2 separate regions of the Homo sapiens genome follow, and region 1 is linked to region 2. Evidence: chromatin loops called from intact Hi-C (ENCODE). Cell type or tissue: Caco-2. All regions are shown on one strand. Links, peaks and the distances in the headings refer to the core of each region. The heading gives the core; the rest is flanking DNA.

The links. Hi-C counts contacts between places; a loop is a spot of excess contacts. Peaks named below come from ENCODE experiments on the same cell type or tissue, not always from the same donor. Only the 100,000 strongest peaks of a DNase experiment are listed, where the experiment ranks them.
Region 1: a loop joins it to region 2, with 11 times the contacts of the local background. A loop is called at or near these places in 2 of 110 quality-filtered maps.

The regions. Positions count from the first base shown.
Region 1 is chr19:33,117,837-33,132,934 of GRCh38, forward strand. It overlaps GPATCH1 (G-patch domain containing 1), which reads left to right. Exons shown (of 20, transcript NM_018025.3): 16 at 1-205; 17 at 1,174-1,281; 18 at 7,269-7,366; 19 at 8,752-8,897; 20 at 12,294-12,706. The coding sequence ends at 12,324. It overlaps WDR88 (WD repeat domain 88), which reads left to right and starts at 14,278. Exons shown (of 11, transcript NM_173479.4): 1 at 14,278-14,609. The coding sequence starts at 14,334. RefSeq lists enhancers at 614-783, 9,477-9,646, 14,115-14,284 and a silencer at 11,213-11,357. In Caco-2, for the core only: a CTCF peak has its summit at 8,238 (motif pointing right); a DNase peak (open chromatin) is centred at 8,249.
Region 2 is chr19:33,227,504-33,242,601 of GRCh38, forward strand. No RefSeq gene overlaps it. Among named protein-coding and RNA genes, the nearest start is that of SLC7A10, 9.2 kb to the left of the region's middle. RefSeq lists silencers at 5,280-5,447, 14,114-14,213, enhancers at 6,584-6,753, 7,691-7,840 and a cis regulatory region at 6,669. In Caco-2, for the core only: CTCF peaks have their summits at 7,919 (motif pointing right) and 8,118; a DNase peak (open chromatin) is centred at 7,958.

The DNA of each region.
Region 1 (15,098 bases), core at 5,224-10,223, 110 kb before region 2:
GATGTGGACGCACAGGCTGAAGGAGAAGGGAGCCGCCCATCCATGGACTTATTCAGGGCCATCTTTGCCAGTTCCTCAGATGAAAAGTCCTCATCCTCCGAGGATGAGCAAGGTGACAGTGAAGATGATCAGGCAGGCTCTGGGGAGGCCAACTTCCAAAGCTCCCAAGACACTGACTTGGGGGAAACATCATCTGTGGCTCACGGTATGTCAGTATTTCAGACTCGGGGATCTAAAGGAGAAGACAATGACTCTAGGACAGCTGCTTCTCTGTTTACTCTATAATCTTAAACCCGAATGATTAGCAATCAATGATATGTAATCTTTTATATGTATATAATTTTTTTTTTTTTTTTTTTGGAAACAGGATCTGGCTCTGTCCCCAGGGTGGAGTACAGTGGCGCAATCTTCGGCTCACTGCAGCTTCCACCTCCTGGGCTCAAGCAATCCTCCCACTTCAGCCTCCTGAGTAGCTGGGACTACAGGAATGTGCCACCACCCCTGGCTAATTTTTGTATTTTTAGTAGAGATGGGGTTTCACCATGTTGGCCAGGCTAGTCTCTAACTCCTGACCTCAGGTGATCTGCCCACCTCAGCCTCCCAAAGTGCTGGGATTACAGGCATAATCCCAGTGCCCGGCTAGTTTTCCAGACTTTTAAAATTTTTATATCTCTTCTATCTGAATATATAGTAATCTGCTTAAAAAACAAGATTATTAACGTGAATATGATCATTTATCTTCAAGGTTTTTTCTTTGATAATTTATTTTGAGTGAAACTTGTCTCCCGCAGTTCTCTGTGATGGGACATACATAGTCTTACATTCCTGATGGTTTGTAAGATTTTCCTTCTCAGATGGCCCTTTCTTGGGGACACATTTCTACTTTTCAGGTCTTAGGGGCGCTAGGCTACGTGCCCACGGGTGCACTTGGCACGCTGTACCTCAGCCATTGCTGCCCTTGGTTGCAGGTGCCCTCGTGTGACTGACTTCCAGCTCTGGAGTTCACAAGGGCAGCACCGGGGTCTGCGTGTTCACTGCTGCATCCTTAGCACCTGGCAGGAGTGAAGTGGTGTGGGCAAGCATATGTTATCTGGTGGCAAAAGACATGAATGAAAGACTCAGAGACATTAACATGGGGCAGACGAATGACATGAACACCCCGCTGTTTTTCAGCTCTTGTGCCAGCACCCCAGGAGCCGCCACCTTCCTTCCCGATACAAAAGATGCAGATAGATGAAAGAGAAGAGTTCGGCCCGCGGCTGCCTCCCGTCTTCTGCCCCAGTGAGTGCAGAGCCCTTTGGTTCGCCCATTTTTATCAGTGTGTGATTGCCCTGAGATGGGGACAGTGTGACTTAGAGCCGACCAAACATACGTGCTTGCTTCTGGTTTATATGTTTTCAGTCATATTTTAAACCCGTTGTCTCCACCTAGTGCCTGAAATGATAGTTGTTTCTATACACCTTCAGAGACCTCCAAACTTTATTTCCTTTACCTGCCACATGTTTACAGGAGGGTCCTAAGTATCTTAAGTTTTGTTATAGAAATATAAGTTTCCCAACAGAGCTTAAAGAAAAAGAGCCTGGCCGGGCACAGTGGCTCATGCCTGTAATCCCAGCACTTTGGGAGGCCGAGGTGGGCGGATCACGAGGTCAAGAGATCGAGACCATTCTGGCCAACATAGTGAAACCCCGTCTCTACTAAAAATACAAAAATTACCTGGGCGTAGTGACGCACGCCTGTAGTCCCAGCTACTCTGGAGGCTGAGGCAGAAGAATCGCTTGAACCCGGGAGGTGGAGGTTGCAGTGAGCCGATATTGCACCATTGCACTCCAGCCCAGGTGACTGAGTGAGACTCTGCCTCAAAAAAAAAAAAAAGGGGCTGCAGCCAGGCACAATGGCTCTAGCTGGGCTGGTGGCTCACACCTGTTATCCCAGCACTTTGGGAGGGCGAGGTGGGAGGATTGCTTGAGGTCAGGAGTTTGAGACCACCCTGGTGAATTTGGTGAAAGCCCATCTCTACTATAATTTTTATAAAAATTATAAAATTTTATAAAAATATAAAATACAAAATTATATATTTTATATATAAAAATTATATATATTTTTATATTTTATAAATTTTATATATTTTACAAATTTATATATTTTATATATTTATATATTATATTTTATATATTTTATATATTTATATATTTATATATTTATATTTTATATATTTATACTTATATATATATAAAATATAAATTTAAATATTTAAAATAAATATATTTTAACTTAATTTAAATATATTTCTAAATATATTTAAATAAAATATGTAAATATTTAAAATAAATATATATTCATATATAAATACATATTAAAATATATTCATATAAATATATATATTTAGATATTTTATAAATTTTAATATATTTTTATAATTTTTTATATATAACAATTATATATAAAAATTATATATAAAATTATATATTTTATACATAAAAATGATATATAAAATTATATATAAAATTATATATTTTTATACATTAAAATTTTATAAAAATATAAAATATAAAAATTAGCCAGGCATGGTGGTGTGTGCCTGTAATCCCAGCTAGTAAGGAGGCTGAGGCACCAGAATCATTTGAACCTGAGAGGCAAAGGTTGCAGTGAGCCGAGATCGAGATCGCGCCACTGCACTCCAGTCTGGGTGACAGAGCAAGACTCTGTCTCAAAAAAAAAAAAAAAAAAAGGTAAAAGAGGCTGGGTGCGGTGGCTCATACTTGTAATAGCAGTTTGGGAGGCCAAGGCAGACAGATCGCTTGAGCCCAGTAGTCCGAGACAAGCCCAGCCTGGGTGACACAGGGAGACCCATCTCTATTTAAAAAAAAAGGGTGGGCACGGTGGCTCACGCCTGTCATCCCAGCGCTTTGGGAGGTCGAGGTGGGCAGATCACGAGATCAGGAGATCGAGACCATCCTGGCTAACACGGTGAAACCCCATCTGTACTAAAAATACAAAAAAATTAGCCGGACGTGGTGGCATGTGCCTGTAGTCCCAGCTGCTGGGGAGGCTGAGGCAGAAGAAGGGCGTGAACCTGGGAGGCGGAGCTTGCAGTGAGCCAAGATCGCACCACTGCACTCCAGCCTGGGCGACAGAGCAAGACTCCGTCTCAAAAAATAAATAAATTAATTAATTTAAAAAAAATTAAAAAAGAAAAAGAGAAATTAAAAAAATAGTATACAAAATTGGAGGGGAATTGCAAGAAGAGTATTTAAGACTAATATATTTTTAAAATTTTATTTATTTATTTATTTATTTTTCAGACAGGGTCTCACTCTGTCACCTAGGCTGGAGTGTAGTGGTGCTGTCATAGCTCACTGCATGACTTCTGGGCTGAAGTGATCCACCCACTTCAACCTCCCACAGTGCTGGAATTACAAGCGTGAACCACTGCACGCAGCCAAGCCTCCTTTTTTTGTCTTTTTCTTTTTCTTTTCTTTTCTTTTTTTTTTTTTTTTGAGATGGAGTTTTGCTCTTGTTGCCTAGGCTGGAGTGCAATGGCGCAATCTCGGCTCACCGCAACCTCCACCTCCTGGGTTCAAGCGATTCTCCTACCTCACCCTCCCAAGTAGCTGGGATTACAGGCATGTGCCACCATGGCTGGCTAATTTTGTATTTTTAGTAGAGATGGGGTTTCTCCATATTGGTCAGGCTGGTCTCGAACTCCTGACCTGAGGTGATCTGCCCGCCTCAGCCTCCCAATGTGCTGGGATTTTAGGCGTGAGCCACCGCACCCGGCCGCCAAGTCTCCTTTTTACTTTAGCTAATGTAGCAAATACAATAAAATGGTCCTCTCAGAAGTAAATACAATCTATCCCCCATTCTGTTCCCCAAATATCTGTCAACAACTTCCATTTAGTTGCATCTTAAATTGGCATTTCAAGTTAAAACATTTACACTGGTTTATCATCTCTTTGAGGGCTGGGTTTACAAACATCTATAACATGGCCCAGATATATAACTAACATAAAAATATCATTATTCACTTTATAGTTTCTCATGGTGCCCATATGTGAATACTGGTTTGATTAGCTAACTGCTTTCAAAGACAGGATTAAAAAGCAGAGAAAAAAAGTATGAAGTTTTGACAAATTGCAGTGAATGTATTTCTTATTTGCTATAGTTGTTCAGCACTTTTGTTTTATTTTGTTTTGTTTTGAGACAGAGTCTCACTCTGTCACCCAGTCTGGAGTGCAGTGGCGCGATCTCGGCTCACTGCATCCTCCACCTCCCAAGTTCAGGTGATTCTCCTTCCTCAGCCTCTGGAGTAACTGGGATTACAGGTGCCTGGCTAATTTTTTGTATTTTTAGTAGAGACGGGGTTTTACCATGTTGGTCAGGCTGGTCTTGAACTTCTAACCTCAAGTGATCCACCTGCCTCAGCCTCCCAAAGTGTTGGGATTACGGTCGTGAGCCACTGTGGCCTGGTTGTTCGGCCCTTTAGTTTCTTTTTTTTTTTTTTTTGAGACGGAGTCTCGCTCTGTCACCCAGGCTGGAGTGCAGTGGCGCAATCTTGGCTCACTGCAAGCTGCGCCTCCCAGGTTCACGCCGTTCTCCTGCCTCAGCCTCCCAACTAGCTGGGACTACAGGTGCCTGCCACCACGCCTGCCTAATTTTTTTATTTTTAGTAGAGATGGGGTTTCACCATGTTAGCCAGGATGGTCTCGATCTCCTGAACTTGTGATCTGCCCGCCTCAACCTCCCAAAGTGCTGGGATTACAGGCGTGAGCCACCACGCCCGGCCGGCTCTTTAGTTTCAAACTGGTATCAGCACTTGAAAGCCAAGTCTTTTATGTCCCTTTACCATAATGTCTTTGATACCCTCGTAATAGTGACTTAATTTGGTCTATGGGTTATTTAGGGAAATGATTTTTGAAAAAAACTAGTGTTAAAAAAAAGTTTTGGGCTGAGTGCGGTGGCTCACGCCTATAATCTTAGCACTTTGGAAAGCTGAGGTGGGAAAATTACTTGAGTCTAGGAGTTTGAGGCCAGCCTGGGCAACATAGAGAGATTGTATCTCTTAAAAAAATAAAAAAGAAAAAAATTAGCCTGGTGTGGTGGTACATGCCTGTGGTCCCAGCTACTCAGGAGGCTGAAGTGGGAGGATTGCTTGAGCTCAGGAGGTGGAGGCTACAGTGAGCTATGATCCCACTGCTGCACTCCAGCCTGGGTGACAAAGCGAGATGCTGTCTCAAAAATAAATAAATAAATAAATAAATAAATAAATAAATAAATAAATAGCTGGGCACGGTGGCTCACGCCTGTAATCCCAGCACTTTGTGGGGGCCAAGGTGGGCGGATCACCTGAGGTTGGGAGTTTGGGACCAGCCTGACCAACATGGAAAAACCCTATCTCTACTAAAAATACAAAATTAGCCAGGCATGGTGGCACATGGCTGTAATCCCAGCTACTTGGGAGGCTGAGGCAGGAGAATCGCTTGAACCTGAGAGGCAGAGGTTGGGGTGAGCTGAGATCGCACCATTGCACTCCAGCCTGGGCAACAAGAGTGAAACTCTGTCTCAAAAAAAAAAAATTAAAAGAATTTTGGAAAAAAAAAAAGTTTTGGGAGGTTGAATTTTGAAAAATCTGGTTGGGCATGGTAGCTCACACATGTAATCCCAGCACTTTGGGAGGCTAAGGTCAGAGGATCCCTTGAGTCCAAAAGTTCGATAACAGCCTTGGCAACATAGGGAGACTCTCACTTCCACAAAAAAATTAAAAAATTAGCCGGGTATGGTGGTACATGCCTGTAGTCCCAGCTACTCGGGAAGCCGAGGTAGGAGGATATGTGAACCGAGGTCAAGGCTGTAATGAGCTGTGATTGCACCATTGCCCACCAGTCTGGGAGACAGAGCGAGAACCTAAAAAAAAAAATAAATAAAGAAATAGGACTACAAAATTGCAGGCATCTGTTAACTGAGTTGAGAAAATATTCACCCTTACAAAACATCTTGAAACTTTCCTTTTTTTTTTCTTTTTTTCTTTTTTTTCTTTTGAGAAGGATTCTTGCTCTGTCACCCAGGCTGGAGTGTAGCACGATCTCGGCTCACTGCAGCCTCTGCCTCCTGGGTTCAAGTGATTCTCCTGCCTCAGCCTCCTGAGTAGTGGGGATTACAGATGCATGCCACCACGCCCATCTAATTTTTGCATTTTTAATAGAGACAGGGTTTCACCGTGTTGGCCAAGCTGATTTTGAACTCCTGACCTCAAGTGATCCGCCCACCTCAGCCTCCCAAAGTGCTGGGATTACAGGCATGAGCCACCGTTCCTGGCCGAAACTTTTCTTTAGGTGAAAAAAATTGATTTAATGCCTTTCACTGCTTCTACTATTGTGAAATTTTGTTGATTTAGTTACCCAGAAATTAATGACCTATGAAAACATTTTGGTCTGAATTTGGAGATGGAGAATTGAGGCACATGCAAATTCTTTAATGATTTTTAATGATTATATACATTATTATTATTTTTTAAAGTTAGGTAGAGATAGGGTCTCACTATGTTGCCCAGGCTGGCCTTGAACTCCTGAGGTCAAGGATCCTCCTGCCTGGGCCTCCCAAAGTGTTGGGATTACAGGCATGAGCCACCGCTCCCAGCCCATTATGTTGTTTTGATGGTAGTTTTTTCAGTGTTTCCACTTGTAAGACAAATTCTTATAAAATACGTTTTTGTAGAGAGAGGAGGATATAAGAAGAGCTAACATTTAGGTGCCAGATTCTGAGCTTCGAGAATCATGGACATGGCCCTGTCTAGTCTAGTCTGTGTCCCTAAAAGGATTGGGATTCTTATTGTCCCCATTTTATAGTTGGGGAAACTGGGCGTGGGAGAGGTTAGGCGACGTGTCGAAGATCACAGTGCTGGCAGCAGAGCTGAGTTCCAATTTTGGTCTGTTTCTGAGCTTATCTGATGATGTTGGATTACAAAAGGCTTTGTGGGCTTTCTGGTCCGACTTTATCTGCATCTGGCAGCTGGGGTCACGGCAGGATACTGATTGGATCACACAGGTCTTTGTTGAGGTCTCTGACAGCTTTCTAAGTACAACTCTGCAAGGTGGTGTGCTAATCTGTTTCTCAGTGAGGCAGAAGCTAATCCAAGGGCAGGAGTTCTTCCTCAGTGTTAAACATTCCATCTACACTAGATGCCTGATTCAGCAGTTTAGGAGCTTAGTTTTGGATAGTCTTTGTTTTCGTGCTATATAGGTCCTGTGTTTATTACCTTTGTGTTTCAGATGCTCGTCAGACACTTGAGGTTCCTCAAAAAGAGAAACATAAAAAGAACAAAGACAAGCACAAGGCCAAGAAAGAGCACAGGCGGAAGAAAGAGAAGGTGAGAGACTTGTGTGTACCCCAGGATCAGTGTGGGGTGGGACCCGCTGGTCAGCCCCCAGGAGTGTCATATACTGCAGCTGAAGAGCGGATCTGGTGGCCAAGTCACAGTTCTCTCTGAGACTTAACAGAAATGTTGACATTCAATTCAAATGCTTGATTTTTCAGAAACATTTTCTTTTGCACTTAAACGCCCCCCCGCTTTTTTTTTTTTTGAGATGGAGTCTCACTCTGTTGCCTAGGGTGGATGGAGTTCAGCTGCAACCTCTACCTCCTGGGTTCAAGCAATTCTCCTGCTTCAGCCTCTTGAGTAGCTGGGACCACAGGTGTGCACCACCACACCCGGCTAATTTTTTGTATTTTTAGTAGAGATGGGGTTTCACCATGTTGGCCAAGCTGGTTTTGACCTCCTGACCTCCGGTGATCTACCTCCCAAAGTGCCGCGATTACAGGCATGAGGCACCATGCCCAGCCCTTAAAAAAACTTTTTTTGTGAACATTAAAAAGCAGAAAAAAGGGCATTTAGGGATCTTAGAGCAATGGGTGAATATTAAATAATAAAACAATTTATTTCTTATTTATTCAATGTTAAGTGAAGGTATTATTTTCAGCATTTCTCAGCTACTTTGTCTTTATTAGTTTGAGATTTTAGTCCGTCACTTGCCGTTTGAAGTAAAAGAATTCGAATGGAAGGCAGGCATGTGCTCCCACTGTTGACGTCTCTTATTTCATCAACCATGTCTTCTTTTGGGTTTCAGCACAGGCTTTTAATTAGGTTAATGTTCTTGTTGGGTACCCAAAGTAGTCTGGGCTAGGTGCTGAAGAAATTAGAAACAGTTTCCTTACTGGCCACCAGAGGGAAGCACTCCCACGTATGGCGGATGACGGGCGTTCCCTCCTAGTGAAAGGAAGAAAATGTGTGCCGACCAAATCTGTGTGTCCTTACCAGTGTATCTGCTGTTCGGTAACCTTCTGCCAGTTTCTTCCTTGTGGTTTTCCTGGGTGCCCGTCATCCTGACATGAAGTTTCCCAGGGGTCTGACAAAATAAACAAGTCAGGTTCACCGGAGGTGGCACAGGTCACCATGCATAAGATGTGTGGTGTCACGTCTTATGACACCAAGTGTTACGATAGGTCCTGTCTGCGCCTTCTTGGTTCTGCTGTGTCTGTTGCTGGAGGCGCAGCTGGGTCAGGGTGCGCAGTTGAGAGTGGCACAGCCGTCTGCCCTGTGCTGTCTTGTTAGGCTCTCACTCTCACTCACTCTAAATGAGGTTTAAACATTTTTTTGAATGACTCCATCACTGCAGCCTTGTTAACCTTTCATTGTATTGAATTAAGGAGGAAAAAATACATTTGTTTTCCCCCACCACTATTTGTTTTTTACAGAAAAAGAAACACAGGAAGCACAAACACAAAGGCAAGCAAAAGAATAAAAAACCAGAGAAAAGTAGTAGCTCCGAGAGTTCCGACAGCAGCGACAGCCAGAGTGACGAGGAAACCGCAGACGTGTCGCCCCAGGAGCTGCTGAGACGGTGGGTAGTGGGAGATGGAGGGTTTTTCAGAAACCTTTAGAGGCTTATTGAGTGCTTGATGTGTTTGCTTAGAGGCAAATATCAGAAATGAAAAACTGGTAGGCCGGGTGCAGTGGCTCACGCCTATAATCCCAGCACTTTGGGAGGCTGAGGCAGGAGGATCGCTTGAGCCCAGGAGTTTGAGACCAGCCTGGGCAACATAGTGAGACCCCAGCTCTACAAAAACAAACAAACAAACAAACAAAAAACAAATTAGCTGGGCGTGGTGGTGCACACCTGTGCCTCCAGCTATTTGGGAAGCTGAGGTGGGAGGATCTGTTGAGCCCGGGAGTTGGAGGTTGCAGTGAGCCACTATCGTACCACTACACTCCAGCCTGGGTGATAGAGCAAGACCCTCTCCCTAAAAGAAAAAAAAAAATGTGTGTATTAACTAGGCTTTTTAAAAAGTTTGAATATCTAATTATGTAAGTGATATGTGAATATATTATCATTATGAAAATTCAGGCCAGGCGCGGTGGCTCATGCCTGTAATCCCAGCACTTTGGGAGGCCGAGGCGGGTGGATCACAAGGTCAGGAGCTCGAGACCATCCTGGCTAACACAGAGAAACCCCGTCTCTACTAAAAATACAAAAATTAGCTGGGCGTGGAGCGTGTGCCTGTAGTTCCAGCTGCTGGGGAGGCTGAGGCAGGAGAATGGCGTCAACCTGGGAGGCGGAGCTTGCAGTGAGCCGAGATTGTGCCACTGCCCTCCAGCCTGGGCGACAGAGCGAGACTCTTGTCTCAATAAAAAAAAAAAAAAAAAGAAAAGAAAATTCAGACCTTACAGCCAATGCTTAAAGGAGCCCTGACTAGTTCTCCAAACCTCTACTTTCTCCACAGTAACTTCTGCCATCAGTTTCATATGTAACCTTTAAGACCTTTTTTGTGCAACCACACACACACACATACACACTCACGTACATGGATGCACATACACATTGTTTGTTTCTTTTTTAGACGAGTCTCGTTCTGTCACCCAGGCTGGAGTGCAGTGGTGCGATCTTGGCTCAGTGCAACCTCTGCCTCCCGGGTTCAAGCAGTTCTCCTACCTCAGCCTCCCAAGCAACTGGGATTACAGGCACCCGCCCCCACACCCAGCTAATTTTTGTATTTTGTATTTTTTTAGTAGAGACAGTGTTTCGTCATGTTGGCCAGGCTGGTCTCAAACTCCTGACCTCAGGTGATACACCCACCTTGGCCTCTGAGTGCCAGGATTACAGGTGTGAACCACCATGCCTGGCCTATATACAGATTTTTGTGCACATTTTAAATATAAGTAATATAATTTTATATAGCATATATTTATAGGGTATGAATTTTATTTTATTTTTTGAGACAGAGTCTCGCTCTGTGACCCAGGCTGGAGTGCAGTGGCCTGATCACAGCTCACTGTAAACTCTGCCTCTCCGGCTCAAGGGATCCTCCCACCTCAGCCTTCAGAGTAGCTGGGACTGTAAGTGTGCACCACCACACCCAGCTAATTTTTTTAAAAAATCATTTTTTTTGAGACAGAGTCTTGCTCTGTCACCCAAGCTGGAGTGCAGTGGCGCGATCTTGGCTCACTGCAAGCTCCACCTCCTGGGTTCACGCCATTCTCCTGCCTCAGCCTCCTGAGTAGCTGGGACTACAGGTACCCGCCACCACGTCCAGCTAATTTTTTGTATATTTAGTAGAGACGGGGTTTCACCGTGTTAGCCAGGATGGTCTCAATCTCCTGACCTGGTGATCCGCCTGCCTTGGCCTCCCAAAGTGCCGGGATTACAGGCGTGAGCCACCACACCCGGCCTAAAAAAATCTTTTTTGTAGAGATGGGATCTCCTATGTTGCCCAAACTGGTCTCGAACTCCTGGCCTCAAGTGATCCTCCTGCCTCAGCCTCAGGCGTGAGCCGCTGCGCAGGCCTGCTCTTGCCAGTTTTATCTTTATTGGGAAGAAGGGTGTTGTGTGAATTCTTTGAGTGTCTGGCTTCTGAGATTCCTTCAGATGATGGTAGGCAGCAGTGAGGGGCTTGTAGTCATTGCTGTGGAAGATTCCTTCTTGTGAGCACACCACGGTATGTTTATCTCTTCTGTTGTGTGGATACTGGGTTTTTTACTTTGAGTCTGTGGAGCAGGGATTTTCAGCCAGTGTGACCCAGCTCTGTTTCAAATAGAACTGCCACGAACATTCCTATATGTATGAAATTCAGATTTAGGCCAGGTGCGGTATCTCACGTCTGTAATCCCAGCACTCTGGGAGGCCGAGGCAGGCGGATCATGAGGTCAGGAAATCGAGACTATCCTGGTTAACACAATGAAACCCCAAACCCCATCTCTACTAAAAAAACTAGCCAGGCGTGGTGGCACGTGCCTGTAGTCCCAGCTACTCAGGAGGTGGAGGCAGGAGAATCGCTTGAACCTGGGAGGTGGAGGTTGCAGTGAACCGAGATCGCGCCACTGTACTCCAGCCTGGGTGACAGAGACTCTGTCTCAAAAAAAAAAAAAGAAAAGAAATTCAGATTTAAGACTGACAACTTGGGGGCTGGGCATGGTGGCTCATGCCTGTAATCCCAATACCTTGGGAGGTCAAGATGGGAGGATCGCTTGAGCCCAGGAGTTCAAGACCAGCTCGGGTAATATAGGGAGACCCTGTCTCTATAAAAAAATTAAAAAAAAAAAAAAGACAACTTGGATGCTTTGGGCCCTGGAGTGAATGTATTTTAGTTCCTTCCCAAGGGTCATGCAACGGATGCGGTAGGTGAGTGAAACTGAGATTAAAAATTGCTTGTATTCTCAAGGCTAAATAAGACTAGGGAAAAAAGTTGCTTTTATAAGTGGTCTTAATACGAGGTGTGGGTGAGTGAGTCTCTGTGTGTTTTCAGGGTAATAGAAGAAGCATTTTAAGAACACAGATTGGCCGGGTACGGTGGCTCATGCCTGTAATCCCAGCACTTTGGGAGGCCGAGGCGGGCAGATCACAGTCAGGAGTTCGAAACAAGCCTGGCCAACATGGTGAAACCCCATCTGTACTAAAAATACAAAAATTAGCTGGGTATGGTGGCATGTGCCTGTAATCCCAGCTACTCTGGAGGCTGAGGCAGGAGACTTGCTTAAACCTGGGAGGCGGAGGTTGCAGTGAGCTGAGATCGCACCACTGCGCTCCAGCCTGGGCGACAAAAGTGAGACTCCATCTCGGGGGAAAAAAAAAAAAAAGCACAGATTAGGCAGTACTTCATTGTGGGTTATTGTGAGTGCATTTTGTAGGTGCAGACATGCTGCTGTGATATGGGGAGGCCTGGCATTCTCAGCCTCCACGGAGCTGTTTGGTTTTTCACTTTAGCTAACTTTCCATTTCTCTCTTTTCTGTTTTCTTTTCCAGGCTGAAAAGTCTTCCACTAAGAAGGCAGTAATTGAATGCTGCCCTGGCTCGTCCTAGAATCATTTCTCCTCCATGATGGAAGCCCAGTGATTGTTCAGTTAACGCATTGTACAGAGTGTATTTATATGTAAATTCCTGCTGTAAAATAATTTTTAAAACCTTGACATTTCAAAGACTGCCTTGAAAGGTCGCAGAAATTGATTTCTATTTTTAATTTCAGTTAGTATCGGGGGAAAAAAATCCAGACTGAACAGTTTAATTAAAGTGGAATTTTTCTATTTTCTTCTTGATTTTTAAAAAATTTCCTGGGACGTTAAAAAAGAAGTTAAAAGTGAAGGCTTCTCTCTGGTTTTGTGATGAAGACAGCCTGGACTCACTGAAGGACAAGCGTGTGAGAAGGGGCGGTTGCGGCCCCTCCTGCCGTTTTTTGGGAGTGAAGCTCTTCCCTCTCTGGGTGGCTGGGTTACTGTTGGTGCCCAGGAAGCCCCATGGGAGGGCAGAGCCAGGGCCTGGCAGGGGGCCTCAGCCTCTCAGGGTAGATGTCACTAAAGTGTCTGAGACAGGCAGGGAAACCAGGCAGGAGAATGTGCACCCACAGCCTGGGTTACACGGCTGCAGCTCCCTGCTCTGAGGCCACCTCATGTGTACCAAGGAGACCTTTTTGAAAAATAAAGTGCAGACCAGGTGTGATGGCTAATGCCTGTAATCCCAGAGCTTTGGGAGGCCGAGGCGGGAGGATTGCTTGAGCCCAGGAATTCCAGACCAGCCTGGGCCACATAGAGACCCCTGTCTCCACAAAAAATAAAGTATTGAGCATTTGTATTTTACATTATGAAAGTAGCATCATAGATCACAACAATTTTAAAAGCAGAAAGAAGGAAGAGGCCGGGTGCGGTGGCCCATGCTTGTAATCCCAGCACTTTGGGAGGCCGAGGCCAGCGGATCACTTGAGGCCAGGAGTTCAAAAACAGCCTGGCCAACATGGCGAAACCTTGTCTCTACTAAAAATACAAAAAAATTAGCCAGGTCTGGTGAGCATACACCTGTAATCCCAGCTGTGTGGGAGGCTGAGGCACGAGAATCCTTTGAACCCTGGAGGTGGAGGTTGCAGTGAGCCGAAATTGCGCTACTGCAATCCAGCCTGGGTGACAGACTCTTGTCTCCACCAAAAAAAAAAAAAAAAAAAAAGAAGGAAGAAAATCACTTTTAGTTTTATCATCCAAAGATGACACCCTTCTTCAATATTTTGAATAATTCCACCCTGTCCTTTTCTAGCTATGGGGCTGTTATCTGACTGGTGGTAGCATTTTATTCCCTGTCACTGTTGTTGGGGTTGTGACAGATATTTCCCTCATCTATTATAAATGTTGTAAACCCACCCCTAATAACTGCATCTTATTTCATGCAGGGGCTACCCCATAACTTACTGACCTTTTCTGTTTTGTCATGAAGTGGGTTGGCCAGGAGCTGTACCCAGGCAGAGGACATGAAGAAATTGCCCTGTGACAGGAGCCAGGGAAACCACAGCGGAGGGCTGGAGGCTGGGGTGCTGGTTTTGCTGGCTCGGCCTGGTTCCCAGAATGCAAAGCCCATTTTTCTTTTTTTTGCAACCTCCACCTCCTGGGTTCAAGCCATTCCCCTGCCTCAGCCTCCCATGTAGCTGGAACTACAGGCGCACGCCCCCATGCCTGGCTAATTTTTGTTATTATTTTTTTTAAGTAAAGATGGGGTTTCACTAAACCTGTTGGCCAGGCTGGTCTCCAACTCCTGACCTCAGGTAATCCGCCCGCCTCGGCCTCCCAAAGTGCCGGGATTACAGGCGTGAGCCACCGCGCCCGGCTGCAAAGCCCATTTTTCTATAGGTAACCTGTGCTGCGCGGGGTGGCACTAGTTTTCACCCAGCGGGCGAGGAGGCAGCGAAGTCGCGGGCCCAGCGTAGCGCGCGCCTCCGAAGGGCTTGGTGCGGGCGCGGGCGCGGGCGCGCGGCGCCACCGTTCCCATCCAGGCTTGTCGGCGGCCACCGGCGGACCGGGCTTCGAGATGGCCTCCCCGCCGCGGTGCTCCCCGACAGCCCATGACAGGGAATGCAAGTTGCCGCCACCCTCCGCCCCCGCCAGCGAGTATTGTCCCGGCAAGCTGTCCTGGGGGACCATGGCGAGGGCCTTAGGCCGCTTCAAGCTGTCGATCCCGCACACGCACCTGCTGGCCACCCTCGACCCCCTGGCCTTGGACAGGGAACCACCACCGCATCTGTTGCCTGAGAAGCACCAGGTGCCGGAGAAATTGATCTGGGGCGACCAGGACCCTCTCTCCAAGGTCAGAACCGCCGCTGGGGTGAGGGGGCACTGGCCTGTTCCCCACACGGGAGGAAGGCGCTCGAGCTGTCGGGGGACCCATGGAAAACCCACCTGGCTTCACCAGGACCCCCAGCGAGGCCCTAGGCCCATTTCCCCATCTGTGGTACATCTGTGGGCAAAGGTCAGACCCACCTGAGCAGGGCGTGCTGGGGATGCCGGCGGGGGCTCCCCGCACTGCCACCTGCTGGGGAACCAGGACTCTTCGCTGGGAGGAGGCTCTGCCCCACCATGTGACCCCATCTAGACCTTGGAGTCTCCGTAGGTAGGCCCACCCACAGTGATGCTCCTAATTGCAGCCCAAGGGTCGGTGGCTCAGCTCTCCCCGTCCAGGAGATACAGTTAGCGTCAGAAGAAACGGGAAACTCAGAATAATAATAACAACAATGAATTGGGCCAGGCAAGGTGGCTCACACCTGTAATCCCAGCCCTTTGGGAGGCCCAGGTGGGA
Region 2 (15,098 bases), core at 4,982-9,981:
AAGGGGCAGGGGCTGGCGCAAGCCTCGCAGCTCTGAAGCCTGTGGTTTTCGAGGGTGTCTCTCTGGGACCTGGAATGTGGAGTATGCGTTTGTGGGGGAAAGGTCGGCCTAGGGCTTTGCACAGGATGGAGTTTGTATGTTGTCAGCCAGGCCCCATAGCTCAGGAGGTCCTTTTCGTGGAATTGAACTAGAACCTGCAAATTTCAATGGGAACAAAAGGTTAGTAGGATTGGTTTACCATCCAAAAACCAATCAGCATGATTCTCCACATTAATAGAGAGAAAAAAGGAAAACCTCAACAGATGCAAAAAACAGTCATCCGTGATGTAAACAAACAACTCTTAGCAAATAGAAACAGAAGAGAACCTCCTTAATCTGATAAAAGTATCTACCTAAAAACAAATCTCCAAGAAACCAAGAAACAAACAAAAACCCTACAGCTGACATCATGTTTAGTGGTGAAAGTGTGAATGCTTTTCTACTGAGATTGAAAATGAGAAGGGATGTTGGCACTTGTCAATATTCTATACAATAGTGTACTGGAGGTCCTAGCCAGAGCAATAAGACAAGAAAAATAAGTAAAAAGGTATGAAGATAGTAAAGGGAAAGATAAAGCTGCCATTCACATATGATGTGATTCAGTATGTAGAAAAAAAATTACAGGTTAATTTAAGGAAGATAAGTTCATTTAGCAAAGTCGCTAGACAGAAGTTTAATATACAGAAACTAATTGTATTCTATATACTAGAAATAATTAGAAAATGAAATTAATAATAGCATAAAATCAAATACCTAAAAATAATTCTAGTGAATGATGTGTACAATTTTTATGCAAGAAACTACAAAACATTTCTGAGAGAAATTGTTAAAGACATAAGCTAATGGAGGGATATACCATGTTCATGGATTGGAATTTAAAATGTTGGTCTCCACATTGATTTATAGAATTGATAAATACATCCAATGTAATTTTGATCAAAGCACCAGACAACTTTGTTGTTGATTACAAGGCTTTTTTGGAGGGATGAAACTCAACAAGCTGATTCTAAAGAGTATGTGAAGAAGAACAAATCTGGAGGACTTATACTACAGTAAGGAAGACAGTGTGGCATTGATGCAAAGATAAACAAATCTACTGGTGGAAGAAAACAGAAATCCAGAAACAGACCCATCCTGGTTTATTATGACAAAGTTGATATTGCAGAACAGTGGAGAAAGGACGGGCTTTTCAATAAGTGGTGGTGGATCTATATATTGAAGAAAAAAACCAAAACCCTTTTAATGTCACCCTTCCATTATACCCTAAAACCAGTCCCAGGTGATGTACATGTGAAATGTACGTGTGAAAGGTGAAACATCAAAGCTGCTAGAAGAAAACTCAGGGGAGAGAATAGATACATTTTCTTAAACAGACATAAGAAACACAGTAAGAAAGTGACAGATTGGACTACATTAAGATTAGAAACTTCTGTCAGTCAAAAGACATGATTAAAGAGGAAAGAGTAAGCCACATATGAGAGAAGTTATTTCCATACATATGGCCGATAAAGGACTTCTATCTAAAAATATAAGCATATGAGTTGTATTGAAAAATATGTATCAAATCAATAGGAAAAAGTTTTAAAATAGGCCGGGCATGGTGGTTCATGCCTGTAACCCCAGCACTTGGGAAGGGCAAGGCAGGTGAATCACTTGAGGTCAGGAGTTCGAGACCAGCCTGGCCAACATGGTGAAACCCTGTCTCTACTAAAAATGCAGAGATTGGCCGGGGGTGGTGGTGAGTGCCTGTGGTCCCAGCTAGTCAGGAGGCCGAGGCAGGAGAATCGCTTGAACCTGCGAGGCGGAGGTTGAAGTGAGCTGAGATCATGCCACTGCACTCTAGCCTGGGCAACAGAGCGAGACTCCATCTCAAAAAAAAAAAAAAAAAAAAAAAAAACAAAGGACTTTAAATAGGTGCTTCCCAAAAGAGGATGTCCAATGACTGTTAAACTCCTGAACAGGCACTCAAACCTCATGGGCCATCAGGGAAATGCAAATTAAAACGAGAATAAGATACCACTGAGTAGCCACCAAAATGGTGAAAATTACACACCCAATGTTGGCAAGGATGTGGAGTTGGTACCACCAGTTTGGAAAACCATTTGGCAGTACCTCCAAATCCAGCATCTCCACTCTGTATTAGATGCCTCTTGGATATCACGCCACCTCCCCAGCCCCTAGCCTCACCTTGGTGTCAAGGCTTTGCCACCTTTCCTCCCACTTCAGGTGCAGGTACAACCTGCCAGCACCCCCCATCACCCTCAGGGATTCTCTGATGCCCCTGAGGAATGAGATAATAAGGGACCAATCTGGCACCCACAAACTTGCAATCAGAAATGCAGGAGAGTTAGCACACTCGGGCCTATCCTTGTGTTACTGAATGGTGCCACACAGTTCCAGGATCTGGGCGACTTGAACAAAGAATTGGAAGAGACATATACAGATAGCAAAAAGTGTATTAAGTGCAGTATTCCACTCTTGGAGAGGAAGAGTGGACTGATCTTTGTGAGATGAGATCGGCATTAGTTTGGTGTACTTTGGGTCTTTCTATATGTTGTTTTTTTCCCCCTCTTCCCAAGGCTGCCTAATCTCTAGCCAGTGTCTATCTTTTTGATTGACAGGTGTGTTGCTTAGTTACTTTGGCCCCCGTGCGCTTGCACCTTGCCTCCATCCCATAATCCTAAGTACATACATGATATGCAGCTCATATGCATGAACCTTAAGTAGCTGATTATCATAACGGGGTTATGTTAAGGATACCTTTTCTCTCCAATGCACATGCCCATCTCTGAAGCGCAGCCCCTTACTGGTTTGGTCAGGATCCTGCCGGCCATGGGATACTGCTCGCTTTTTTTTTTTTTTTTGAGACGGAGTCTCACTCTTGTCATCCAGGCTGGAGTGCGGTAGCGCAATCTCGGTGGCTCACTGCAACCTCTGCCTCCCGGTTCAAGCAATTTTCCTGCCTCAGCCTCCTGAGTAGCTGGTAATTAGAGGCGCCCACCACCACGCCCGGCTAATTTTTGTATTTTTAGTAGACAGTGGGTTTCACCATGTTGGCCAGGCTGGTCTTGAACCCCTGACCTCAGGTAATCCTCCCGCTTCAGCCTCCCAAAGTGCTGGGATTACAGGCATGAGCCACGGCACCCGGCCCTGCTCACTTTTTTATCTTACTTTTGTTTTGGCTGCTGAACCTCTGCTTTTTGTCTGGCTTCTTGCTCACCTGCCCCTTCACCTTGCTTCTTCTGCTCTCTGCTTTTACTTATTCTGCCCTTTATCCAACTTTCAATTCCCTTTGCTACTTTCCTGCCTCATTTTCCCTGTTCTCCTATCTCACTTGGACAATGGCAGATGGATAAATGGCAGATGGGAGTCAGTGGATAAATTCTTCCCTCTACCTCATCCCAGATGGACCCTTATGAATCATATTCCTTATAAAAACCTCTTGGAAGATGTTACTACAAGATTCAGCATCAGCTGCCTTTGGCACCAAGTGGTGGCCAACTCTGAAACTCACCCTCATATTGGCTCTCATGCCATCCCTGTTCACTTCCTTTCCCCCTTACTCTTGCTTCCCTGCAATTGCATCCCCCAGTTAAGTTCTACCTAAGGCCAGGCACCCTGGCTCATGCCTGTAATCCCAGTACCTTGGGAGGTTGATGGGGGAGAATCGTTTGAGGCCAGGAGTTTGAGACCAGCCTGGGGAACATAGTGAGACCCCATCTCTGCAAAGAATTTAAAAATTAGCTGGGCGTGGTAGTGCATGCTTGTAGTCCCAGCTGCTCAGGAGGCTGAGGTAGGAGGATCCTTTGAGCCCAGAAGTTTGAGGCTGCAGTGATGAGCTATGATGGTACCACTGTAGTCCAGCCTGGATGACAGAGCCAGATCCTATCTCTAAAAACACAAAACGAAACAGAAGTACCTTCTAAGCTTTTGCCCCAGGCACTGCTTTCTGGAGAGGACGAACTAAGATACACCCCTAGGTATGTCTCCAACAGAAATAAATATATAAATGTACTAAAAGGCATTTACGATATCATTCATAGCAGTCTTCCTAGTAGCCCCAAACTGGAAACAACCCAGATAGCCATTAACAGTAGAATGGATGAACATGTTTAGAGTACATGTAAATTCCGGAGTTCTGTGCTACAAAGGAAATGAACAAATTACTACTATGTTGCAACATGGTGAATCTCATAAACAATGTTGAGCAACAGAAGCTGGACACAAGATTACATTTTGGGATGATTCCATTAATTTTTTTTAAGAGACGGAGACTCTGTCGCCCAGGCTGGAGTGCAATGGCACCATCGTAGTTCACTGCAGCCTCCAACATCTGGGCTCAAGTGATCCTCCCATCTCAGCCTCCTGAGCAGCTACAGCTACAGGCATGCACCCCCACGCCTGACTAATTTTTAAAATTTTTTTGTAGAGACAGGGTCTGGCTCTGTTGCCCAGGCTGGTCTTGAATTCTTGGGCTCAAGAGATCCAGTTCTGGGATGATTGCATTTATAGTTCTAGAATAGGCAAAATGAATGCTGATGTTAGAAGTCAAGATAGAGGTTTATCCTTACCTTCTTGGGGGTAGGAACTGGGCAGCAATTTGGGGATAGGAACTGAGGAGGGGCCCTGGAGTGCAGATCATGTCTGACTTATTGATCGGGGTGCTGGTTTCACGAGTATGTTCAGTTTATGAAAATTCATTAAGGGGAACACTAGATGATTGGTGCATGTTTGTGTGTGTAGGTTACACTCTGACAAACATGGGACATTACACATGGCCTGGGCAGGGTCCTGGGAGGGTCAGGATCTGCATGCTGGGAGGGGGTCTGCGGCCTGCTCTGACTCCCTCGTGGGTGTTAAACTCACTCAGCACTCCTACGCCACTTCCATTCTCTTTGACACTCCCACGTCCAGCCCAGGTATCTCCTCAGGCAGCCCCAGTCTTTCCTTGGTTTCTACCATCCTGACCCCAAACCACTCCCTCTCCAAGCTGCAAGCACCTGCTAGTTTATGGCCTCCTTTCTGCTTCTGTCTCATGGATTCTCAGCCCTGGACATTGTTTCTGTCGTGCTTGCCTCCTTCTCTCTCCCCACCTTCTCTGGCCTTGCCCTGCATTTCCTGCCTCCTCTCTGCACCCTCCCTGGACCTCCCCAACAACAACCATGTTCAACCCTTGCACTGGTGGGCCAAGGGCGCAAACACACATGCAAGCCCCTCACCCGGGAGGCCTACATATTTCCAAGTTAGAGATGAAACTGCACCCACGATGCAGCCCTCATTCACACCCGGCCCTGCAGCCCGCCCCTGGGGCGTGGTCTCCCCTGGTTCTCATGGCCGTCATCCACTGGGGTGGGAGCTAAGACAGTGCCCGAGAACCCTGGGTGTGAGCACGCTCCTGACTGGGGGCTGGCCTGGGCACCCTTTCGCCACCTCGCTTTTCCAACCTGGCATTTCCAGGGCATTCTAATCTCCTCCCCAAAATCTCACCAAGGAGCAGGACAGGGAAGGAGCGCAGACAGGTACCAGGACACCAGGCTGCCCAGACACACACACACACAACCACACACAACTACGTACAACCACACACAACCACACACTCACACACATGCACAGCCATACACTTACACACCCACATGCATGACCACATACACACTCTCACACACTCACATGCACCCAACCACACACTCATATCTCACACACTGTCTTACACGAACAACCACACACTCGCTCTCACATGCACACAACCACACACTATCACACACACGTGCAACCGCATACTCTCACACACTCACACGTACACAACCACACACACATGCACAACCACACATTCTCACTGACATGCACACACCCACACACTCATACCTCACACACTCTCACACGCTGACATGCACAACCACACATACATAATCACAGACACAGTCTCACACACTCACATGCACACAATTACATACAACCACACACACAACCACACACTCACACACCTGCACAACCACATTCACTCACATACCCAGATGCATGACCACATATACACTCACTGTCACACACATGCACACAACCACACACTACATACAACCACATACAACCCCACACACTCCTAAACACTCATGCTCACAACCACACACTCAACCACACACACAACCATATGCACTCAACCACACAGAACCACCTACACGGCCACTCATATTCACTCTCACACAGTGACATACACACAACCACACACAACTACACACTCACAACCACACACACAACTGCATACTCACACACTCTCACACACTCATACACACAACCACACACACAACCGCACATTCACAACTACACACAACCATACAGAACCTCTCACACCACCACACATTTGCAATCACACACAACCACTCACACACTCATCCACACACGCACTCAACACTCAGCCCCACATCTTTGGGCCTGTGGGGTCTTTTTTTCGCATCTGTCCTCTCCGACAACTCACTGTTGTTCAGTTATCAACCTTTAAAACACTCTTACGAGACTGAAATTAAAAAAAAAATTCTTTGCATTTGCTGCTGGTGACGTCCTGGCTCTCCAGGGCACGGGGTCCACAGCAGAGACCCCCTTGCCCAGGTCTAAGGTTGGCCTGGCCTGCATAGCTGGTGGGGCTTCTAGAATGACCACAGGGTGTTGTTCCCTGTAATTTTCAGGCTGTGACATCCCACCCAGCCCCAACCCATCCCTCCTGTGAGTGGGGTCGGGATCCCAGTTGCCACGCCCAGAGCTCCGACCACCCCACCTGGGCCTTTCACCACCTCCCCACTCCCCCGTGCACTGCACCCCCACCCTGTCCTGGGGGCTGAAACAGCTCCTCCCCAACCCAGGGCTGCTGCTCCGAGGTACAAATGGAACCCTCCCTGTCTCGGATCCTCTTCTTTCAGCGCAGCCACAGGCTGTGAATGACCCCACAGGCAGGTGTCAGGAGGGAGATCATTTAATTCATGGTCCAAACTGAGACAGGTTTGCAAGTGAAAGGAGGCACTATTTATAATCACAGCAGAGTACAACTGACAGATATAAACCAGGACGTCCCAGCAAACTGGATGGATGGTCACTCTCTTTCAAGCCAATAACTCCGACTCTGTGTGCCCAAATACAGCAGGCATTGGTCACACCTTGCCTGCTCCTGCTGCCTCCTTGGCCGTAACTTGTCACACCTTGCCTGCTCCTGCTGCCTCCTTGGCCGTACCTTGTCACACCTTCATGCTTGTCCCTCATGAGTCAGGCCAGGCATCACCTTGGCCAGGAAGCCTCCTGGTCCCCAGAATGGAAGACGTGCCCATTCTGTGTCCACATTGCCACCTCCCCAGGCTCAAAGGCAGAGACCTGGCCTTGCCCCCAGCACATCACAGGTTCTCCATGGAGGTTCCAAGTGTCTGCCTCACGAGCTGCGAGATGCAGGTTCTGGTCCCGGCTCTGCCATTGACTTACAGACTGGACATGGAGCGTCTCAGTTTTTCCCTGTGAGGTGGAGAGGAAAAGGGCAGCATGTGATCCCTCGCTGCCCACAGCTGTTGGACGGGCAGTTTGCCTGAACTCGCCTTTCTTGCTCCCCAGGTCCTGGGGTCCTAAAAGGGGCATGGAGGAGGGGGTGACCTGTCAGGGAGGCCAGGTTTCTTGTATCTTCCTATTATCCCATGTCCTCCCCTGAAGCCACTGCATTCACGGCCCTGTGCAGCCCAGTAGGGAACACGAGAAGGTAGGGCTTGGACTTCTGATCTGGAACCGGGATCTCCTCTCCTTCCAGGGGTTCCCAGCCCTGCATCCTGTGGGGCCAGCCTCCGGGACCAGGGTACCCTCTCCGTGGGACCTTTACCCATATCCTTCCATTTAAGGACACCCGCCATTCCAAAACGTGCCACCAGAGGGCAGCCTCCGCGTTGGTCCTTGAGACCAGGTGCCTGAGCTGGACCTAGTGGCCTGACTCTCCCGATGTCAGAGTCCGGGCCTCTGCTGGATCTTGTATTAGAGGGCTGGGGAGAACAGGCTAGGATTCCTGGGCTTCTCCGGGGACCACTAGAGTCAGCTGGGAGCCAGGGAAGTCCTTCCTGAGAGCGGCTCAGGCTCTTTTCTGCTGTAGCCCGAGAGAAGAGATGCAGGGGAGGCCCCAGGGACTGTGGGTGCTGGCCTGGGTCAGGACATTCATAGTGAAACCAGAGAGATCTTGCAGTGAGATTCATTTCGTGCAGCGCACCTGCCTCGGGGCAGGGCTGGGAGGCACGGGGAGGCGATAGAGCCCATGTGGTGGCGGTGGCTGCGGGAGGGACCGGCGCTTATCTGATGGGCCTGGCCTTTCTCACAGCTCGGTGGAGCCGCCCTGCCAGGCCCATCTTGGCCGGTGGGTCGGGGCTCCGCAGGCCCCGTGGGCTCAGCCTCCCCACCTGCCTGGTGGGCAGGGAGGCCTTGAGCCTGGGAAAGGCGCGGGCGGCCACTGCTGGAGGGGAGCGGGCACCGTGGGGCTGCGCGCTGCGGCGGGCTCCCCCCACAGGCTCCAAGACACGTCAAAACCGGGTACAAAAAATTGGGGCAATCTACGTGTTTACTTCTAACAAATGAATGCTTGTAACGTAAAAACAAGACTTTGCACACCACCGGGGCTGTTCGGATCCGAGAACGCATGGGTTCACGGGACCCTGTGGGTGGAGGCCCAGCTGGATGTGGCCCCTGGGTGGCGGCATCCTCAGCTCTGCCGGTGGCTGGGGGACTGTGCGTGGAAGGTCGGTGAGGGACCCCAGAAAAAAGTCTAACAGCCAAAGGCGGAGGTTGCAGTGAGCTGAGATTGTACCACTGCACTGTAGCCCTGACGACAGAGGGAGACTCCATCTCAAAAGAAAAACAACATTTTTGGTTTTGTTTTTTTTTTTGCTCATTAGCTATCGTTAGTGTTAGTGTATTTTATGTGTGGCCCAAGACAATTCTTCTTCCAATGTGGTCCAGGGAAGCCAGAAGATTAGGCCCCCTTGGTCTAAGGCAAAGCAGTCTCAGGGTCAGAAGACCTCCACCCCAGCTCGGGCCTGGGTGACCCTCCCTGCAGAGTGCCTCTCTGAGAGCAGGGTACCAGCCACTTGCAGGGGACTGAGCTATCTGCTGGAGGAGGGTTCAAAACTGGCCCCCAGTCCTGTGCTTATGTGAGTCACCAGTGGGCTACCCAGCGCCACCACTCAGGCCCTGCAGACGGATGTCTGTGGAAGCACTTTCACAGCGACATGTCACAGGGATGGAGAACTGTGGATGAGGACTCTCCAGGCTGACCAGCCGGCTCTGCCCTGACCATGGGTTGGGACCCCAATCAACCTAGCTGGGGCTGGGCCCTGCCAGAAGGGGCGCACTAGCCTGGCCTGACCATGGGATGGAAATGGGACATTGTCTGGGGGAGAGGGGAGTGGGGCCAGCCCTATGTTATCTCCCCTTTTCAAAGAAGGAAAAACCCGGCACAGAGAGAGGGAATCATCGGCCCAAGGCCTCACATCTGGTAAGCGGGGAGCTGGAGTAACCAGACCCTGAATCCTGGGGGTCTGGTAACCGTGATCCTGGGAGGCTTGGCCACGTGGTCCTGGGGCTTCCTGGCCCCCTCCTGGCCTGAGGCACTCATCCCAGCCCCGTTGATTTGATGGGCAGAGACCCAGACCTGCCAATGGCTGGGTGTGGCCAGCCTCGTGAACTGAGCGGGGCCCGGTGGCTTCTGCCCAGAGCTGCCTTTGATCTCAAAAGTAGGCTACCCCCATAGGTGAGACCCGATGTGGGCGCTGCTGTGCTAACCCCATGCCCCAGGACCACTGAAACCTCTCTTGAGCCTCCCTGGACCAAACTACCTGGTTGCTCTCAGTCCCTTCCACAGCCCCTCGTCCTCCACCTGCCCCTGCAGTGCCCTGGGGCTCCCTCCAGCGCTCCCATCTCCTCACTTTTTGGTTTTTTTTTTTGAGATAGAGTCTCACTGTCTTGCCCAGGCGGGAGTGCAGTGGTGGGATTTTGGCTCACTGCAACCTCCGCCTCCCGGGTTCAAGCGATTCTCCTGCCTCAGCCTCCTGAGTAGCTGGGATTACAGGCATGCAGAACCACGCCTGGCTAATTTTTGTATTTTTAGTACAGATGGGGTTTCACCATGTTGGCCAGGCTGGTCTCGAACTACTGACCTCAAATGATCCTCCCCGCCTCGGCCTCCCAAAGTGCTGGGATTATAGGCATGAGCCACTGTGCCTGGCCTCCCTCACTCTTGACACTTTATGGGCCTGCCATCTTCACTCCTTGCTGCCCACACCCAGATGTTCCTCCTGGCCTCAGACCTTTGCACCCGGCCTCGCTCAAGCTGAGGGTCCAGACATTGATCTTCCTTCACTCCCAGGTCTCACCTCCCTTCCCTTAGCCATGGGACATCCTCCTTCTGCAGACAAGAACCCTGGGGTGGTCCTCCCTATCCCCTGCCCCCCGTGAGCATCTAAACCTGGTTCATCTAACCAGACTCCTTCTCCTGCTGTAAAGAATCTTATTGTATCTCCTTACCACCCCAAAGTAAAATTCATAGATCATAGAATCCCAGCCAGACTTTCAAAATCCATCTAATGTCGTAGCTTTAAAATAAGGAAGAAATAGGCCAGGCACAGTGGCTCATGCTGTAGTCCCAGCACTTTGGGAGGCTGAGGAGGATCACACGAGGCCAGGAGTTCAAGGCTGCGGTGAGCCACGACTGCGCCACTGCACTCCAGCTGGGGTGACAGAGCAAGACCCTGTCTCTAAAAACAATAAATAAATAAAATAAGGAAGAAATAAAAGGAAAGTAATTTATAATTTCATTATGTATATTCAACTGGAAAGAGGCCTGGGTGTGACCTACAGTGGACTCAGATGTGGGTTGCACAGAATGGCAGAGGCTGTCACTGCTGCAGACACAGACGGGAGCAGGGTTACCCTCAGGGCTCAGGTGCCTGCTGGGGCCACCCTGTGATCTTGGGGATGTGTTTCTCCAAAATGGCAAATGCTTCTTGGTAAATTTCCAAACAAAACAAAGCTCCATCTCCCCTCAGCTTTCATGCTCATTGCATCCCTAGAAATTGTGCATCTGGAAAAGACGCCGAACAGAAGTAGTCATTCCCGATAGGGTCATTACCGATAGGGTTTATTAGCAATCCTACATCAGAGTTCCTCATGCCCCGCGCTGTGGATATGTTGAGCAGAATAACTGCTGTGCAGTGGGGTATGCTCGGCAGCAGCCCTGGCCTCTACCCTCTAAATGCCAGCAGTACCCCTAGGTCATGACAATCAGAAGTGGCTCCAGACACTGAGAAATGTCCCCTGAGGGGCAAAATTGTTCCCAGTTGGCGCCCCATCCCCACCTCCTGCCCACACAGAACTCCCTCCTCTCTTGTGTGGGGTGCGGGGCAACTTGCCACCAGGCGGGATGCCCCTCACACAGCAGGTCCCTGCCACCCCATGACTACAGCACCCCATTACTGCAGCCAGTGAACCCCCTCACACTTCTAAACTACCCCAGGGGAGAAGCAAAACCACTGTTGTGGGCCTCTGACCTCCCTGATTCTCTAATCTGGGTGGGTGTGGGGGCAGTGATGCCAAGAAGCTCCTTCCCTTCCCAGCACACACTGCAAGATCTGCGGTCCTCATTTCTCCCAGGCCTGGCTACTCTGTAACAGCTGCATCCTTACTGGCCCTGTGGGGACATGGGACGTGTCCCTGCCGTGGCTCCCAGCGGCCCCGGTGTGCTGGGCCTTTCTGCCTCCCTTAATTCCACCTTCCCTGTTCCAGCTGCTTGGAATGTCCTCAGTGCTTTTCCTCTGCAGTTACCCTGGAATTCCAGGGGAGTGCTTGGGTTGGTGGAACCTTCTTAGCCCAGGTATCCTCCTCCTCCAGGGAGCCCTCCGGAAATGTCCCTCCCTTGATAGGCTGGGGCCAGCACTCCCTCCCCGGCTTCTTTAGCCCATGGGAGGCAGCATCCACTCATTGTGTTCCTCCTTCCCTGCCTCCTGCTCCCCCATACCATCCCTTAACCCAGCCAGAGTCATTCCTCTTTGTAGCATCCCAGTCCTGGCCCAGAGTCTGGCTCCTAAAAGGCACTATAAATATTGGTGGCAAAGTTGAGGCTGTGACACTCAGTTCAATTTTTTTTTTTTTTTTTTAAAGAGACAAGGTCTTACTTACTCTGTCACCCAGGCTGGAGTGCAGTGGTGCAGTCATAGCTCACTGCAGCCTCAAACCTCTGGGCTCTAGCAATCTTCCGGCTCAGCATCCTGAGTAGCTGGGGTTACAGGTGTGAACCACCGTGCCTAGCTAATTAAAAAGAAAAAAAGTTTTTTTGTAGAGACAGGGTCTCACCATGTTGCCCAGGCTGGTCTTGAACTTCTGGCCTCAAGCAACTGTCCCGCCTCAGCCTCCCAAAGTGTTGGGATTACGAGTGTGAACTTCAATTCAATTCAATTGGCCCTTCAATTCTGTGTTCATTCACTGAAGATTCCAATGCCCCTCCCCCATCTAAAGTGGGGCAGACCAGAGGGAGGAGCAGTGGAGGCGGGGTGGACAGGGTCCCAGCGCTGGAGGAGACCCATCTGTGAGCCACCTGGAATCTCATCTGCCTGCCCAAGGCTTCTGCCCCTTCTACAGGAATGGGAGTCCCTTCAGGTGGACATAGGAGTTTCTCCATCTGAAAGTGCCCACCAGGGAAGAACTGCGCCAATCCCGATGGGCACTGGGGCTGAGGGAGGGCACTGGGGATGCAAGGACCCTCTAACTCCACCCATAGAACCCTTTTAGGGGCCCAGGCCTCCAGGCCAGCTCCCTGGCACACACCACTTGTGGAGTATGAACTTCCAGCCCCTAAGCCTCCGGGCTTTGAGCACAGCCTGGGCAGCAGCTGCAGGCACACTGGGGTGCCCACTCACTCTTCATCCTGCCCATGCCTGCCCATCTCTAGCCAAGGTCCATACCATGCACACAGGTGAGTGCTGTGGGGAAGAGCACACAGAGGCTGCAGCTGGCCCCCCGGGCAGGTCCTCAGCCCACTAGGCCCCTAGCCCAACCCTGGCTGAGACCCCAGCCTGCCCTGTGGGTGCCCGGCTTCTGTGACACCTCCGTTGCATAAGCGGGGACTAGAGGTCAGGTGAAGGCTGCAGGGGAGGGGGCTCTCTAGTGGATGAGGCCACCTCCCAGCTGGCAGGGCTGAGTGCATGGCAGTGAGGGACGCCTGGGTCCTGGGAAGGCACAGGAGGTAGAGACCCCGAGGCCCTGCCAGCTTCCCCGCGCAAGCCTGGGAAGCAAAGTGCCCACATCTTCTGTTTCTGTCAGTTCCTGCCAAGTCCCAGTGCCTACAACTGGGAAATGGGGCAAGTCACCTTCTCCTTCCTCTCTTGGTGGCTCTGGAAGGAAAAAGCCAGTGGTGTCACCTGAAGGCAGCCCCTTTAGGCAGGCTGGGTCTGGGGTCTCAGATGCCTGGTGCTGCCCGGTGCTGCTGGCCACGTGTGCCCCCGTGCCTTGGTTGGCAGGGTTCTGGGCAGCCCCGCCTACAGGCCTTTCCCCCCGTTCTTCGGGCTCCCCTGTGTGATGCAGGCGGCCTGGCCCTGGCCCGGAAGGGAGGCCGCTCTTGGCTGATGCTCACATGCCCACTCCTGGGCCTGGCCTGGCTCCTGGGCCCTCTCCCATGCCCATGTCCTCGAGGGCCACCAGGAGACGGGCCCTGGTTGGGGCAGACGTCGCCTTGGGGCTGGTCCCTCCTGGGCTTCTGGCTGGGTTGGTGACCTCCTTCCCCACTGGGTTCTGGCTGGGTGTTCACCTGGGGCTCCTGGCTCTGTCCCAGGTTGGCTTTCACAGCAGCAACCGTGAGGCCTGGCTGGGAGGAGGTGGGTGGAAAGTCCAAGGCTCCTCCTCTAGGCCTCCCTCCCCGGGGGGACTAGCTGATCACGGGGGGTGCTCCTGGGCAGGCACTCCTGGGGGTGAGGGGTGGTTGGGGGGTGCATGTGGTCCGGTAGGGCACTGGAGAAGACCCTCTGCCCAGAGGGCCCCAGGACACCCCTTCCCATAGGCCCACACGGCTCTGTGGCCGTGTGCGTGGGAGGGAGGGAGGGATGAGTGTCACAGCGGGTGTGAGTGCGCCTGTGGGTGAGGCCCGGAGAGCCGGCACGGGGGCGGGGGACCGTGAGAACCAGTCTGTGGGTGGAGACCTAGGGCAGGGGTGCCCTTCCTTTCTGGGATGTCCCAGGCCAAGGAGTTTGGGGGCTTGGGGGCCCACAGTGCAAGAGGAAATCCTGGCCACTAGGTGTCACCCGGAGCCCATGGGACAGAAGCAGGTCCCCCCCACCGCCCCCGGGGAGGGGTCGGAGCCCCTTACCTCCCAGGTATGCCCACTCCCGCAGCTGGGGGGAATCCCTGGTCTGTCACGGTGTCTGAGGGTCCACTCGCAGTGGGGAGCTGGTGGCACGGCGTTGCCCTGTGCAGGAGGCCATATGCTCTATGGAAGCACCCCGTCCCCACCTCCTGCCCATACAGACCCAGACTGAGGACGGAGCCAGTGACAGGTGGGGATGCAGCATCCCTCCCAGCCCACCCAGCCCCTCTGATGCCCGGGTGCCTGCGGCAGGGGCCCCCTCGTGCCAGCCCCTCCAAGGGAGCAGCTTGGACCTATGCCTGCCGTGCTTGCCGGCCTCAGGATGGAGGAGGGAAGGGTCCTCGTTCACAACCACCCCCCATCCCCCTTAGGTCCAGCTCAGCAAATTAGGGTCCCAAAGCCCTGCCCAGACCACTGGGGGCCTTTTGCAGCCTTTCAGAGCTGGTCCCCACCCTCCTGCTGTGCATCCACTCATCCAAAGCACAGCAAGGACCTACTGTGTGCTGGGAGGGCCCTGCCCGGCGGAGCTCACGTGTGATGGGATGTCAGCCGCCAAATATAGAAACCAGAAAATTTGTTTTTATTCATTTATTTATGAGACAGAGTCTTGCTCTGTTGCCCAGGCTGGAGTGCGGTGGCACTATCTGGGCTCACTGCAACCTCCGCCTCCTGGGTTCAAGTGATTCTCCTGCCTCAGCCTCTTGAGTAG